Regions from separate parts of the Homo sapiens genome. Here region 2 is linked to region 1. A link is a loop called in an ENCODE intact Hi-C map of the cell type or tissue named here. Cell type or tissue: PC-9. All regions are shown on one strand. Links, peaks and the distances in the headings refer to the core of each region. The heading gives the core; the rest is flanking DNA.

What was found. Hi-C counts contacts between places; a loop is a spot of excess contacts. Peaks named below come from ENCODE experiments on the same cell type or tissue, not always from the same donor. Only the 100,000 strongest peaks of a DNase experiment are listed, where the experiment ranks them.
Region 2: it touches region 1 in a loop (1.9-fold over the local background); 1 of 110 quality-filtered maps calls a loop at or near these places.

What each region holds. Positions count from the first base shown.
Region 1 is chr2:145,690,926-145,696,323 of GRCh38, forward strand. No RefSeq gene overlaps it. Among named protein-coding and RNA genes, the nearest start is that of LINC01966, 810 kb to the left of the region's middle. In PC-9, for the core only: no CTCF peak of the experiment used is centred there; a DNase peak (open chromatin) is centred at 2,416; H3K27ac peaks cover 2,693 bases.
Region 2 is chr2:145,482,499-145,487,896 of GRCh38, forward strand. No RefSeq gene overlaps it. Among named protein-coding and RNA genes, the nearest start is that of LINC01966, 600 kb to the left of the region's middle. In PC-9, for the core only: no CTCF peak of the experiment used is centred there; a DNase peak (open chromatin) is centred at 2,173.

The sequences.
Region 1 (5,398 bases), core at 61-5,060:
TATTTTTAATGGAAATGTTAAGTATGTACCTTTAAGATACTCCATAACTTCAAAAAATTCCAATGTGGGTTATATATAGTGTTTTATTTTTAGTACTGAATGGAATTATCCCCTTTCTTTTTGTTCTTGTTTTATTTATCTTTTAAGAAAATAATCAAGCAATCCTCAAAGGTAAGGAGTTTTACTGCCTAGCTCAATTTCATAAGATAATTGTGTGCTACTTAAAACTAAGTTCCAAATCTAAGGTGAACAATTATAGATGTACTTCAAAGGGACAAAATAGATTTTTTACCAAAAGGAATTCTGAAAACATGACATGGGAAATGCACTTAGTGTTTTATTTAACAGTTATGTACTAATAAAAAATCAATATAGATATATAATTAGGAGTTATACATCCAGGAGTTTCACTCATCCTGGTGAGCTCTTTCCTCTAACATCTTTAGTGAGGTTTGTGAAATATTAGTTGTACATATCCTTCCAGTCTGGAATTACCTACTTGAGTTATCTTTTCCTTTACTGGTTAAAATAGCTTGAAATTTTGGAAAACTTAATGTCTTTCTTTTCTCCCTCTGCCTTTACTGGCAATTATTTTCTGGCAACTGATTAACTATACAAGTATAGTTCTCATGTAAGATTACATACTGGAAAAGTTGTCATAAGTAGGATATTAGCTATGTTACTTTTAAAGGGTAAAACCTGTTCTATTTGAGGTTGATTTTCATAATTTTTAGTCATTATCTAGATAATATTCTCATTAGAAAGTAGCTGATAATTAAGGTAATTAGAACTGAAGGCATTAATCTTTTCGCAAAGAACACCATTTCCAAACGGTGTGGGTTTAAGTTAGAAGAACAGGAACCAGACCAATATGGGGCCAAGTTTGGCTGACTCAATATAACAACACTGAGATGTGATGGTGTTGGCATAATGACATCATGACTCCTTTGGGACCAATGTTTTGGAGTGCAGGTGGCAGCGCTAGACTGATCTCATCGGAAAATAGCTAACCCATACAAACCAACTTTTTCAGGGTCTAGAACTGCTTTTTCCTGTCCATCCTCACCACTAGAGGAAAGGACGTGTGTAAGTGGCATTTCAATATTAACTTTGAGATGTTATAGGTTATTGAGAACCAAATATCCTACTTGACCATTAAAGCACCTATTCAGCTATTAATTAAAACTTTAAATATCAATGGGCCAAGGTATTGAGGAAGTCTAACAATCAATTTGTATCTATCACCATTACTTTTCTGGCATTTATTCATTCCTCCTGTGGACTACATAGTATCAAAATTTAATCATATAAACTACTAAAAGGTGAAAAGAATTGTGTAAATTGAATTACTCAGAATAATTTCCCATCCTTGTGACTTCACCTTATTTAGTAAATATATTACAAGTATAAAGATATAGCTGTATCTATATTTGATTTTAAGGTTTCAAAATATTTAATTTTTAAATTTGTACAAATTTTCTGATACTTTTTAAATGTACATGCAAAAACAAAACCACCAAAGTAAAAAATTGTCATTAAGATCCTGTCTGGGCTATTAGTTCAGAGCTGTTTGGATGATGCCAGACCCAAATATGTATCATTAAATAAGTAAACCTAATTCAAACCTGATTCAAGGCATGCCCAACAAATAATGTTTTATCACCTCTAGAGATCTTATTTCTTGATATCTTTGATTTGCATGTAATGTAAATATCTATGGATGTTTAATGCAGCAAGACAGAAAGCCTCGAAATCTAGAAGGAAGAATAAATTATATAACTGATTAATACTCGTTGATTATTTAGTAAGTATTCTTAAGTTTTCAAGGAAATGTTGCTATTATTCACACACAGCAAAAACACAGATGGACGGTCTTTTGCAGCAACATTTATGTTCATATGAACTTTACTTTATAAAGCAAAGAGCTAAATATTTTATGAAAAGGGCAATAATCTGTTTATGGAAAGATGCAGGAGCATCTCTTTAGGAAAGTAGTTTGTTCTGAGTTCATAAGTTGACAATCTATTTGTAGCTATCATTTGAAATTCATACCATTTCCTTCTCACAGCCATTCACTACCACTCACCATGCAAGGTTCTATAAGTTCTCCCATTTGGATGCCCTTAAGAGAGCCTTGCAATGACAGATGGTTTGGTTAATTACAAAATTAAACTCTGTGCTATTGAGACATGATTTCAGTGAATAATATTTTCCAGACAGAGTTTAATAAGCAGCTTGCGGTTGAGTAGCCTTTAGCCCAAAAAAGGGAACCAGGTCTCTGTGACTACCTTCTACATTCAGAGAGCATGAGCTTAGAGGATGTTAACTTGACCACCCCAGGAACTCAGTTCCAGTAACCTTATCAGGGTCTACCAGAGTGACCCCACCCTAAGCATTGTGAAAGAAGGACTGTTGAAATAGCACCTGGCATTTCACGCTGAACTCCTGTAACACTTGCTGATTCACTGACCACAGTGAAGGGAAAGTACACTGGATATTCAGCCGGCCTTTATGGGTGAGCCCTGCTGGTAAACATGAACTCATCTGAGAAGTCACAGGTTTTAAAATTCACATGCAGCAACTTTGAATTTTTTTTTGAAATATGGTAAAACAAATCAATTTTTAAAATATGAAATTTAAATAGATTAAAACTAGAAATCTAAATATTTGTAAAAGGAATAACTTTTACAATCACAGATCCTTTCGTTGTCGTTGATGATGTATTTCCTCCTGGAAAGTAAGTAAAATAATTGACATCTGATATGACCAGACATCTGATTTTTGGTGAACAGATTTTCTCAAGGTGATTTGGGAAGACTATGCTTGACTATGTTTGACTAACTTGAATAGGTTTAAGGGAGGAAGTTTCTAGATCTGGCCACTAGTTCTGATATTTATTAGTTTTAGAAACAATATCTGATTTAAGTAGAACCAAACAAGACTAACTTGGATTTGTAATAAGTCAGAAAACTGATAATGCATGCAATGATCTCCAAGATTTTATTTTTACTTCTTATATATATACTTGGAAAATACTACTAAATTCAACAGATTTTTTTCCTCTAATAAATTGATCACTGCTTTTACTAAGTCAAAGGTATAAAAAATATCTGAAGCAACCAGATGATAAGTTAATTACCATCCAGAAAATATTTAAACAACTATGCTCCCATGAAAATTCTCCTGCTCAGTTTTCTTAGTTATATCTTCAATACTTTTTTTGAGATGTTAGTTACATGATGCTGTGATCTGTCTTTTCCATTTTTCTATCACTACAGAAAATTTACGATGATGTATAGCATATATTTAATAAAAAGTTTTAAAATAAAAAATGACTAGACAATTTAGAATACGAGTACCAAAATTTAAATCAATTCAGCAAATGTCTGCTTCTTATATAAAATATTGTTTAGCTGATAGAACTGGCAGATTACGTAGGTACTCTCTGAATGAAAGACGGCAACTCTATATTTTAACAATGATAGCACACACTGTGGTCTAATGACCTAGGGGCAGAGTTGTAACAAAATGAATGGTAAAATTTATTAGAAAAGCATAACAAAAGTAAAGAAGCCACAATTTTTCAATTATAATATTTCTATAAGTTACTAGAATATTTCTATAAGTGGGAAATAGGATGAGTAAAACAAATAAACATTTATTGTGCCCTTTTCACATGCATTACACATTATTGCTTTTCATCTTAATGAAACTGATAAGGACTTGGGAAACTTAGGATCAGAGAAATTGTTTAATTGTTGAGGGCAGACAGAAAGATACTAAGTCACAAATTTAGTAAAGACTTTCTTTATAACCCAGTATGTGCTTAATTTTTAAAATCAACCCTATTGAAGTATAATATGCCTTCAACAAAATGTACCTATTTTAAACTATTGAAAACGTGTGCACGTAGAACCACACCACAATCCATATAGAATCTTTCCAACATCCCCCAAAGTTTCTTTGTGTCCTAAACTAGACAACCCCTTTCTCCCAACTGACCCAGAAAACCACTAATTTGCTTTCTGTCACCATATGATTCTTGTTTCATTTAGACTTGAGCATATACGACATATAATTTTTAGTGTCTGGCTAATTTCACTCAGCATAGAGGTTTTAAGTTTCATCCATGTTATGATCTGTACTGTTGTCTTTCTTTTCCCCGAGTTCCAAGGAATTCCATTGTATTCCACTGTATGTTTACGACAAATTATCATTTCTTCATTAATGGTTAGTGATTTTACTATTAAATAAATATTTATTAAGTAAATATTTGCTTATCCTAATGTTGTTAAAATATTTTTTCACATTTCTACCAAAGTTTTATAATTTTAGCTTTTACGTTATTATTTGATCTATTTTGGTTTGTATGTGTGTGTGTGTGTGTGTGTGTGTGTATGTGTGTGTGTGTGGTTGGGTCGGGGTCTGTTGAGAGATACTTTATTCCATGTGGATAAATAGCCAGGTTCCAGCATCATGTTTTTTAGAAGACCATGTTCCCTCCATTGAGCTACCTTGGCATCATTGTCAGAAATCAATAGACCCTACAGATACTCTGTAACTGATTAATATCTATTGCCAATATTATGCTATCTTGATTACCTTAGCTTTTCAGTTAAGTTTATACACCAGAATGTACAAGTTCTCCAAATTCATTCTTCTTTTTGAAATTGTTTGGGCTGTTCTATGTTCTTTGCCTTTAGAACAGACAAAGACACAAAATTTCTGTGGGGACTTTTATTGAGATTGCATTGAATCAGTAGACTAACTTGGAGACAGCTGGCATCTTAACAACAGTTATTCTTTCAGTGCATTGATTGGAGAGAGTTGATACCTTAACAGTCTTTATTCTTCCAGTGCATGATTATTTATGTATTTAAATAACTTCAGGAGTAAAGTTTTTGACACATTTTGTTATATTTATTTCTATTTTTATATTTTTGATATTATTTTAATTTTTAAAATATATTTAAAAAAATTATTTATTGCTACGCTGCAGAAATACAACTGATTTTTTTCACATTGACCTTGTAGCTTGTGAACTCTGTAAGTAATTAATTTTAGTGGCATTTTTGTAGATTTCTAAGATTTTACATGCACAAGATTATGTCTTTTTATAATAAATAGAGCTTTACTTTTCTAACTCCAGTGTATATGCCTTTTATTTATTTTGCTTGTCTTAATGCTGAGGCTAAGACTGCTAGTACAACAGTCAAAAGCAGTAAGAGAAGGCATTCTTAGTTTTTACAGTATTAGAGAATAATATATATTCTTTATACTCACTTTGTGTAACATAAATCCAGTCAAATTTATTGAAATTTGTTTTTTGGCCTATCACATACACTATTTTGGTGAATGTTCCATGTGCACCTAAAAAGAATATTCATTCTGCTGTTGA
Region 2 (5,398 bases), core at 112-5,111, 210 kb before region 1:
AGAAATAATAAAATCCACTCACACGAGGAAATATAAAAATGTGCGTTGTCATATTTGCTATTTTATAAATTTGAACTGCATGGCGCCCTTGTATTTGGTAACTGTCACTTGTCTCTAGACTCTGCTTTGAGTCAAAGAAAATTCAAGTCTCCATAATTTAGAATGGAAAAGGTAGCATAGCTTTGAAAATAGTTCAAAAACAATCATCTTAGGGAGCTATCCATCAGCTGTCATTTTCCTCTGAAATACCTGTATTTCCTCCTTGCTCTTGTGTCTGTTTGCCAGTAGGAGAACAATACAGTAGCCTGTATTTTTACTTATCAATAAATGTGAAACTGGATGCACATGATGTCTGTGTATTTTTCCCTTTTCATTTTTAATATCAGTTAACAAACTCTATGTGAGTGTTTAGTTGAAGAAGGATTGAAGAACATGGCAGTCAGGTAACATAACATTGAACACTAGATTTAGTTCATCATTATATTTTAAACTAAGTTTCCTTAGTCCCACACTTATTTGTAATAAACCCTAAGAAGTGGGGGAATAAAGGATACCTTTCTTTTCCTTCCCACAGGGAAGCAACTATTTTCTTATAAGCCATCAGAAGGGAGAAAAGCTGAATGAGATGAATCGAATTCCACTATCTTCATTTATGTATTTATTATTTTAATCCCTCATTCATTGAATCACATATTTATTTAATAAATATGGTCTAACCATGGTAGACTAATTTTTATTTTTTAAATTTTATTTATATATTTATTTTTGAGACAGAGTCTTGCTCTGTCGCCCAGGCCAGAGTGCGGTGGCGCGGTCTCAGCTCACTGCAAGCTCCACTTCCCGGGTTCACGCCATTCTCCTGCCTCAGCCTCCGGAGTAGCTGGGACTACAGGCGCCACGCCCGGCTAATTTTTTGTATTTTTAGTACAGACGGGGTTTCACCGTGTTAGCCAGGATGGTCTCGATCTCCCTACCTCGTGATCCGCCAGTCTCAGCCTCCCAAAGTGCTAGGATTACAGGCGTGAGCCACCGCGCCCGGCCCTAGACTAATTTTTAAAAAATTAGTTTAAAAAATTATGATAAGCTAAATTGTCTAGTGTACAATATTATGTTATGCACTGAAAAAGAGACATGGGACTTACCATTTAGGGTGACGGACAATAAACACTTAATCGAATATACCTGGAGTAGGTACTATTAGAACACAGATTTGTGGACCAGCAGGGCAGGGGCAGGCAGAATTGGCATTAGTTTAGATAAGATGGCTGAGAAAGCACACTTTGTGGAGGTAGCTTTGAGTTAATGCTTGATAAAGAAAGAGCAGGTGGTGGCTACATAAAGACTTGGAGAAAATGCCTTTTGAGAAGCAGGGAGAGCTGAGGTGATGGCACTTAGACTGGATGAAGCTTGGTCTGTTCAAGAAAGTGCAAGGATGCTGTGTGACTGGAAAATTGTCACTTCGGGGTCATGGAGGGAATGGAGACAAATGTTGAACAGGGGCTTTCTCGTGTAGCATCTTAAAGCTGTGACACTTCACTGGAAGCTATTACAGGATTTTATTAGCACAATGACAAGAAAATTCATCTATAGTTTAAAAGAATATTCTAGCTGTCAACTGGAGAGAACCTGTGCAGAGGCAAAGATTTCTTAAAGGAAGAATTCAGTCATAATGGTTTACTTATTTCACTTGAGATATGACTATAATTTGACAGATTTTTAAAAAACATATGTGAAATGTATATATTCAAAGATGCGTGGTGTTGTGAATCACAACCCTAAGAATATATTCTTATAACTCTAACAATATCACTTTTGAAAATAACAGATTTAAACATACTTTTGGGAGGAGTTCAGAGCCTGTACCTTTACCTAGAATGACGGCATGTTTTGTAACTTTGATTAGTGAATCTGATTTTTAAGAACAGAATAAAAACATTTGGAGTCTTATCTAGTGAACAGCATGGGTTAATAAAAAGGGTGATGTGTACTTTGGTGAGAACATGACTAACATTTTGTTTTTATTGTAAAAACATTTTCAAAGTTCAAGTTGCAAAAAAGTTTTAAGCAATTGCAATATCTTTGGAATAGGTGATCTCTTCTGCCCCCAGATGGTGATGGTTTTTCTCACCTCTAAGCTTCCAGTACAATTTAACCTTTATCTCCCATAAGAAATGAATCACTTGGGTGTGGTGTCTTACAAGCACTCTCATATTGTCTTCCTGGCAACACTGGAAACTATTGAGAGTGGAATCATGCTTTTTGCATTATTTATCTTTCTTGGTCCAGTGCAACTGGTACTTAGATGATCATCTTTACCTACCCAAGTCCCAACTCAGCTAACCTGAATAATTGTGCCATTTTCAAACTCAACTTTGCCCAGCCTTAGAATTCAGCAAAGCCTGGTCTGGTGACACTAGGACTCTCTGTTCACTAACTAGTGGAACTTGGAGAAAATCTCCATTGGAATGTGCAAGTTGATGGGACTAGAAAGACTAGAAGTAATTTCTTTGCCTTTCCTCTATATGTATTACTTTCTTTTACACATTTCTAATTTATTTTGTTTTCATTCTCTTGATTGCTTTTGTTTTCCAAAGTCTCTTGCCATAACTATATTTTCAGTCAAATCTAATTTTCCATGGGCACCTAATAATCTGATCTATGTTTCTGAGATAATTATGTCTTTTTCTTGGAATTTTTCATGATTTTAGTCAACTCTTATGTTATACATTTAGTTTTATCATTATTTCTCTTCTGATTTGGCATGGACTTTCATATCTGCCAAATAATGTTTGTTTAATTTATATTGTAGTATTGAGTTGCAGTTTTATTCTGTTTTCCAGTTTAGGTTTCTGTTAACACCTTAATCAATTGAATAATTTTGATTGCCACTTTCTGTTTTGTTTAGTTTTTTATGTGTCACTTTGCATGAGTTGTTCCTGCCATTTTGTTGTTATTCATTTTTAAATGTGATAGAGTTTTCAGGGCAAGCAATAAAAGGTGAAATATGGAAGGCTTGAGTAGTTACTAGACTTCTTAGTTTAGTAGAATTCTCTTTTATTGATATAGAGCAGTTTGATTTCTTTAACTAACTCTACATATTGGGAATGGGTTGGTGCATCTTCTGATTCTACAATCTATTTTTGTTTTGTTTTGTTTTATGGACCACTAAAGGATTGCTTGCTTTCTTCTTTTCTCTTCTTCCCAAATCTTCAAACTATTCCATTTCCTTCCAAATTGCTTCAATCTGCTCTAGAGTTTTACCTTCTCAGAATTGCCACCTCTAATCCCATGCACTTTCAAGCCAATTCCTTTTGAAGCCGTTAGAGTTCTAATCCATAAGGTGTCAAACCTGCTCCTGCTTTCCGTACATTTTCCCATCAGGATGGGATTGAATAATTCTGAGGGTTAGGTTTACTGAGTTGCATGACCTGCTGGTACTCTCCTCTTTTTTTGTGGAAGCTAAGACTGACTCAGCTTTCTGCCAGGGTGTCAGAGATTACTGCTAATTTCAGGTGTTTATTCTTGCACTTACATACAAATAGAAGTTTTTGTATTGTTTTCCCTGCTATGTTGTATTTGTGGGTTATAGGTGGATTTATCTGATATCCTTATTAAACGGTATTCTTTTTGGAAGATTTGTGGCTATGTGTGCTGTTACTTGGATTCAATTATCATGAAGAGCAGCAGTACAGTAACATTTAGAGCTATGTTATGAACTATTCTATTATTTATTTCATATTCACTTTAGAATACCTAACTTGACTATTTCACATGCTTGGACATACAGAAGATTTCCTTAGTTTTTTCCCTTTATTTGCAAAATACCTGATTCTATACTTATACACAGGTATTAATTTAACAATCACCTTCAAGAGGGCACTAATTATTTCAGCTAATTTTTCATGGCTCAATACATGTGTTAGATCCCAGCACAAAATGTACTCTAATAGATTTTGGACAGAAAAGTCATGCATTTGAGCCAATTATCTATGTTAGAAAACTCTTCTAAGTGGGTTTAAGCCAATGATACCTACTGAAAAATAACTCCATTGGGTCATGTGCCATCACCATTACTAAGCAACTATAAGAACCAACTATAATAACGTAATGCAGAAATTCACGGTCTAAGAAGGCAACCACTGTGTGGCAGACAGAACATGAACTTTGACATCAAATTGAATTATTTCATTTTAGATTTGCCACTTATTAGGCCCGTTCAAAATTAGTTATTCTGTCTCAGTTTTTAATTTTAATTGTAAAATAGATGTAATAATACCTGCTTCATAGAATCCTTGTTATATATAAATGAGATAATATATTGAAAACACTTAGCAAATTATTAGGTAGAAAATATACATTCAAAATTTTTTTTGTATCTTCCCCCTTGGAGAAATGGTAACTGCGTAAAAGATCATGGTTCTGCCATCACTTTCTAGTTCTTACAATCTTTTAATTTATAGAATTATTAATTTCTCTGATATGAGAATAAGTGATCACCATATTTTAAGTGGTTTATTAATAATTCACAAACAAGAATATTGTAGTAATTGACTATTTGATGTTAAGGATTCTAATTGTTACAAATTATGCATATGATATCCAATATCTACAAGGAACTCAAACTAATAAAAAAAAATTAAAAAGCGGGCAGAGGACATGAATAGACATTTCTAAAAAGAAGATATACAATGGCCAATAAATATATGAAAAAATGCCCAACATCACTAATCATCAGGGAAATGCTAATTAAAACTGCAATGAGATACCACCCTACCCCTGCCAGAATGGCCATTATTAAAAAGTCAAAAACGGTAGATATTGGTGTGGGTATGGTGTACACTGCTAGTGGGAATGTAAATTAGTGCAACCTCTTTGGAAAACAGCATGGAGATTTCTCAGAGAACTAAAAGTAGATCTACTATTCAATCTAGCAATCTGAATACTGGTATCTTCTCAAAGGAAAAAAAGTCACGATATCAAAAAACACCTGCGCGCATATGTTTATCACAGCACAGTTCACAAATGCAAAGATATATAATCAACCTAAGTGCCCATTAACCAGAATGGATAAAGAAACTGTGGTATATATACACCATGGAATACTATTCAGCCTCAGAAAACAAAGTAACTTTTTTTTTTTTTTTTTTTTTTGCAGCAACTTGGATGGAACTGGAGGCCATTATTCTAAATGAAGTAACTCTGGAATCAAACACCAGATATTGCATCTTCTCTTATAAGTGGGAGCTAAATTATGGGTGCATAAAGGCATACAGAGTACTATAATGGACATTGGACATGTAGAAGCGGGGAGAGTGGGAAGGGGGTGAGCGATGAAAAACTACCTAGTTGGTACAATGTACACTACTCAGGTGATGAGTACCATAACACAATTCATCCG